2 separate regions of the Homo sapiens genome follow, and region 2 is linked to region 1. A link is an interaction called in ENCODE POLR2A ChIA-PET data of the cell type or tissue named here. Cell type or tissue: OCI-LY7. All regions are shown on one strand. Links, peaks and the distances in the headings refer to the core of each region. The heading gives the core; the rest is flanking DNA.

Region 1 (2,500 bases), core at 1-2,500:
TGGCCGCAAGTGGTCCTTGCACCTTGGCCTCCCAAAGTGCTAGAATTACCCGCATGAGCCACCTCGCCCAGCCTGGTACTTTAATAAAAGTGAAATGCTTAGAACAAAGCCAGGTATACAGTACGCCCTTAAACCTTAGCTATGATCTTGACCATCCCCTTTGGTAGCCATACCAAAATATTTAAGAAGCAGAAACTGACTTTTGTGGTTTTTTGGTAAATTTAAATAAAATTTAAGAAGAAGTAAATAAATATAAAAGGGGGGGAAAGGAGGAACTATAGCAATAATAGCTAGTGTCTCCTGTGCCAGGCATTGAGCTAGGCACGTTGTGCTTCATCTCATACATGAGGAGCAGGAATTGGTGTTCCCATTTTATAGACAGGAAAATTGAAGCTCAGAAACTTTAAATCATTTGCCCAAGGTCACTCAACTAATACATGACTGAGCCAGGACTTGAACCTAGGAATGTCTGACTCTAAAGACAGGAAAAACTTTCTGGTATTTCTGTTTCTTACTCACTTCCCCGACATTGGTACCCCCATATTACAGAGGGGGAAGTGGGAGCCAAGTGGATAACCACCAGGATAGAATCCAGGTTTTCTGAAACCCATCCGGGCTCTTGACAGGCCATAGCTGGCTGGAGGAGTAGAACTGGCTGGTGGCTCCTCACACTCCCATGGCCCACGCGTGCTCGGTGGTCTTACAGCAGTGTTCTCCCCTAGAGTGACTGCACCAAGCTCTTCAGCCAGGGCATTGGAGGGGAGCAGGCCCAGGCCAAGTTTGACAGCTGCCTTTCTGACTTGGCCGCCGTGTCCAACAAATTCCGAGACCTCTTGCAGGTAAGCCCCAGGTTCAACTGCTGACTGAATCCTGTGCCTGTGTGTTGCTCTGAGAAGATTGTTAGCTGGCTCATCGTGTGCAAGGAAGCCAGGAGGACGGGTGAGGGAGCAGCACGCAAGCCCTGGAGCCTGGAGTTGTGCAGGTCCCTTGAGACTAAAGGCCCTGTTGGTTTCTCAGCAGTGAAGTTGTCACACTGACAAGCCAACATCTGGTGCTCTAGACTTTGCACTTGGCCCCACAATGACAAGAGCTCTCAGAAGATGCTCAGAGGAAGTGGAGCCACATGGTTGTTCTGACCTAGCCGCAGGTGCTGCCTAACATTGAGCATTCTGAAATCTCTTGTGAGAGTTTATCAGAACAGTCTCAAGGCCTCATCGTTACCCTGGACCTGAATCAGCTGAGATCTGGAAAGGGGCATGTTCCTGGCTCCTCCTTTCATTAGCACTAGCTCTGTTATAACCTCCAACAGGGCCTGCAGAAAGCCTCAGGGCTGGAAGAACGCCCTGCAGTCAAGGGATGGGGAGAGGAGAGAGGGAAGGGATGGGGAGAGGAGAGGAGGATGGGGTGGGGAGAGGAGAGAAGGAAGGGATGGGGAGAGGAGAAGGGGATGCGGTGGGGAGAGGAGAGAGGGAAGGGGTGGGGAGATGAGAGGGATGGGGTGGGGAGAGGAGAGAGGGAAGGGGTGGGGAGAGGAGAGAGGGAAGGGGTGGGGAGACGAGAGAGGGATGTGGTGGGGAGAGGAGAGAGGGATGGGGTAGGGAGAAAAGAGGGATGGGGTGGGGAGAAGAGAGGGAAGGAGTGGGGAGAGGAGAGGGAAGGGGTGGGGAGAGGAGAGGGAAGGGGTAGGGAGAGGAGAGGGAAGGGGTGGGGAGAGGAGAGAAGGAAGAAATGGGGAGAGGAGAGAAGGAAGGGATGGGGAGAGGAGAGGAAAGGGATGGGGAGAGGATAGAGGGAAGGGATGGGGAGAAGAGAGAGGGAAGGGATGAGTCGTGCCTTCTGTGTCACATGTCTCCACCTTGTCCTTGTGCAGGAAGGGCTGACGGAGCTCAACAGCACAGCCATCAAGCCACAGGTGCAGCCTTGGATCAACAGCTTTTTCTCCGTCTCCCACAACATCGAGGAGGTTAGCCTGGCCACAGGCAGCCATCAAGCCCCGATGACCCCTCATCCCTAGCCCCAGCTAGAGGGAGCAGAGCCATCTGAACAGACTAGACCTTCCATGCTTCCCAGGCCCACTTCCCCCACCCTGACCCATGAAGACTAGGTTCCTCCCAGGAAACAGTTTGTCCCTAGTCAGAAGGGCTCAGAAAGACATGGAGTTTGCCTTGACCTAACTTATTCCCTTATTGGAGCTCTTTTTGCCCCGCCTATGATAGACTTAGAAGCGTTTTTTTCCTCCTGGCGTAGTGATTTCATTCCTGTAGAACAAGAGATCCAAGAAGGAATAAAATGCCAGGAACTTTACCATGTTATGTGGGCCACTGCTACAGCCCTGGGCTGTTTGCTGGTCAGTTTCTGCCAGCCTGGGTGTCTGAGCTGGTTTTAAACTAGATGAGTCAGAAGGCACAGGGAAGGAAGAATGTTTTACATTATTTTCTTAGAGGGATAGAGGTGGGTGGCAATGAATGGTACTTCTTATGAGGCCCATGGTGACCAGCCC
Region 2 (3,489 bases), core at 52-2,551, 150 kb after region 1:
GGGACTCACTAAAATGCTCCTGGATTCTGTTCAGGATGTTCATGCTGTGCTTGCTGTCCACCATGTTCACTGCCAGGCCCCTCTTGCCAAAGCGGCCCGTGCGCCCGATCCGGTGCAGGTAGGTCTCATTGTCAGGATTCCCGTCCTTGTCCACGGGAAGATCAAAGTTGATGACGACAGACACTTGTTCAACATCAATGCCTGCAGGAAGGAGAGTTGGAGGCTGAGAGGACTAAGGACAGGAGGCAAATCAGTCATGTGGTCCATCCATACAATGGAGCATGACTCAGCATTAAGGGAACACGGCACTAAGAGACGTGCATGACATTGAGTGCAGGAAGCCAGATCTGAAAGGCCGTGCAGTATGAGATTCAGATGATGCCCCAAAGCAAAGCTACAGGCATAGATACCAAACTAGCACGGGTCAGGGGGTGGGGTGCAGGGAGAGGTGATGAATGAGTCCCTGAGAGTTGGAGACAGAGAGAAGTAAGGACAGGAGACAAAAATCACTGTTGTCCACAGGTAAGTCAATGCATACCAACTTCGGGTAAAGGGAAAGAATTTGGGGGGCCGAGTGCGGTGGCTCATACCGGTAATCCCAGCACTTTGGGAGGCCGAGGCAGGCAGATCATCTGAGGTCAAGAGTTCAAGACTAGCCTGGCCAACACTGCAAAACCCTATCTGTACTGAAAATACAAAAATTAGCTGGGCTTGGTGGCAGGCGCCTGTAATCCCAGCTACTCGGGAGGCTGAGGCGGGAGAATCACTTAAACCTGAGAGGCGGAGGTTACAGTGAGCTGAGATTGTGCCACTGCACTCCAGCCTGGGCCATTGAGCAAGACTCTGTCTCAAAAAAATAAATAAATACATTTGGGACAGGCCAACTCTGGGAATTGGGTACAAGAGAGGGCACATACAGGCATACAGCAGAACCTGGAGGAAAAGAACAAAACTTTGGCAGGTGCCAACAAAATTATGAAATCAGTCAGTAAGCCTCTGGGAGACACAATGTTCTGGAGATGGGCATCCCTGGAAGAGCAGGCTCTGTTCTCTACCAGTCAGATGCCTGTACATTTCCTTCCACCAAGTCAGGACTCCTGGCTTCTGTGGGAGTTCTTATCACCTGAGGGAAATCCAAACAGTCTCTCCTAGAAAGGAATAGTGTCACCAACCCCACCCATCTCCCTGAGACCATCCGACTTCCCTGTGTACAAGGATTTCTGGCTCTAACTGGGCCTGGGACCCCAAGCCTGGCAGACCAGGTGGGACACGTCCTCTGCTCACCGCGGGCACACACGTTGGTGGTCACCAAAACCTTCTCTTTGCCCTCTCGGAAGCGCTCAATCACTGCAGCCCTCTGTTCCACCATCATCTCCCCACTCAGCAGAGCCACCTGGTGGCCTTCTTTTGAGAGCTCTGCTGCCAGCCAACTAGCTGTTTTGCGAGTCTGTAGTGAAAAGAATTGTTTTTTATGAAGAGACCTGTTAAAAACAAAAGGAAGACAACTGCTAAAAAGTGGCTTGCCACGATTAAAATACATGAAGGCCCTGCTAAATCCAGTTAGGAGGTTAGGCTTAAAATTTCTCAATGAAGCATGGTAGTACACACCTGTAGTCCAAGCTACACACTTGAGCCCAAGTGTTCGAGGCTGGCCTGCACAACATGGCAAGAACCCATCTCAAAAAAAAATTTTTCTTTCAAATAGAATTTTAGTCATATGATTTTTTTCTTTTTAGATAAGTTATGTAACTGCTGTTACTTTTGTATCTAGGAAGAGTGTGGCTTTAGCCAAAGATCTTCATTCCTAAATAGTCTATGTTCTTGCCAGATATGGTGGCTCGTGCCTGTAGTCTTAGGCTTTGGGAGGCTGAGGCTGGAAGATTGCTTGAGGCCAGGAGTTTGAGACCAGCCTGGACAACATAGCAAGACCCCACCTCTACAAAAATAAAAATAAAAATTAGGCTGACATGCATGGGGCACATACCTGTAGCCCTAGTAACAAGAGCCAAGGCTGCAGTGAGCTATGACCATGCCACTGTATTCTGGCCTGAATGATAGAGCAAGACCTTATCTCAAAAACAAACAAACAACATATATATTTTAAAATTTTATTTTAAATTTAAATTTTTTGAGACAGGATCTCATTCTCTTGCCCACTCTGGAGTGCACAGTCACAGCTCACTGCAGTCTCAACCTCCTGGGCTCAATCAATCCTCCCATCTGAGCCTCCCAAGCAGCTGGGACCACAGGCATGCACCACCACGCCTGGCTAATTTTTAAAATTTTTGTAGAGATGGGGTCTTGCTATGTTGTGCAAGCTGGTCTTGAACTCCTGGGCTCAAGAAGATCCCCCCACCTCAGCCTCTCAAAAGGCTGGGATTACAGGCGTGAGCCACTGTGCCCAGCCATATATATATTTTTAATGATGAGGTCTCACTATGTTGCCCATGCTGGTCTGAACTCCTGGGCTCAAGCGATCCTCCAACCTCAGCCTCTTGAGTAGCTGGGACTACAGGTACTTGCCCAGCTTATACTCTTTTTTTGTTGTTGGTTTTTTGTTTGTTTGTTTGTTTTTGTATTGAGACAGAGTTTCGCTCTTGTTACCCAGGCTGGAGTGCAATGGAGCAATCACAGCTCACTGCAACCTCCACCTCCCGGGTTCAAGCGATTCTCCTGCTTCAGCCTCCTGAGTAGCTGGGATTACAGGTGCACACCACCACGCACGGCTAATTTTTTGTATTTTTAGTAGAGATGGGGTTTCACCATGTTGGCCAGGCTGGTCTTGGTCTCCTGACCTCAGGTGATCCACCCGCCTTGGCCTCCCAAAGTGCAGGGATTACAGGCATGAGCCACCGTGCCAGCCGCCCAGCTTATATTCTTAAAAATCTAAAAATTATTTCATTGGCTGTTACTTGGGGTTTTCTCCAAGTAATCACTAAGAAGTGGAATCAAAGTCTCCCTCTTACGACTCACTAAAACCTTAGGAGAACAAACCACTTCGTTTCTTCCCATGGCACCCAGGGGCATCCAGTCCTCCTGAGCCCTGTGGGGAGCTGGCTGAGAGGGAAGGGCCAGGCCTGCCACTGCCACTGCTACTCACATGGCAGAAGATCATGGCTTGAGCAATGGTGATGGCCCCGTAGAGGTTACACAAGGCCTGGAACTTCTCGTCTCTGCTGCTGCACAGGACATAGTACTGCTTGATGGTGTCCAGGGTCTCTTCCTCACGCTTCAGTTTGATAACGTTTGGGTCTGGGACCACTTTCTGGGCAAACTTCCACACAGAGTCTTCAAAGGTGGCGGAGAAAAGCAGCATCTGGCAGTTCCTGGGCAGCATCCTGCAAGGGAAGGCCCTGGTAGGTGGCCCCAGGTGGCCCCGGGAAGCGACAGAAGCACAGCCTTCCCAGCTGGGAGGGTCTAGATGCCCAGGAAGGCTGATGGGAGAGGAGCGTCTTGGGGAGGAGGAGCAGCAGGCCTGGGATGGGGACA

The links. Peaks named below come from ENCODE experiments on the same cell type or tissue, not always from the same donor. Only the 100,000 strongest peaks of a DNase experiment are listed, where the experiment ranks them.
Region 2: POLR2A ChIA-PET joins it to region 1 with 5 read pairs; 7 of 35 experiments call an interaction of 5 or more read pairs at or near these places.

The regions. Positions count from the first base shown.
Region 1 is chr16:70,482,192-70,484,691 of GRCh38, reverse strand. It overlaps COG4 (component of oligomeric golgi complex 4), which reads left to right. Exons shown (of 19, transcript NM_015386.3): 14 at 723-839; 15 at 1,871-1,963. Among named protein-coding and RNA genes, the nearest start is that of FCSK, 29 kb to the right of the region's middle. In OCI-LY7, for the core only: no CTCF peak of the experiment used is centred there; a DNase peak (open chromatin) is centred at 1,061; H3K27ac peaks cover 1,653 bases.
Region 2 is chr16:70,329,680-70,333,168 of GRCh38, reverse strand. It overlaps DDX19B (DEAD-box helicase 19B), which reads right to left. Exons shown (of 12, transcript NM_007242.7): 9 at 3,101-3,338; 10 at 1,285-1,447; 11 at 10-201. All of the region lies in intron 3 of DDX19A-DT (DDX19A divergent transcript), which reads left to right. Among named protein-coding and RNA genes, the nearest start is that of DDX19A-DT, 15 kb to the left of the region's middle. RefSeq lists an enhancer at 1-589. In OCI-LY7, for the core only: CTCF peaks have their summits at 1,216 and 1,415 (motif pointing left); a DNase peak (open chromatin) is centred at 1,368.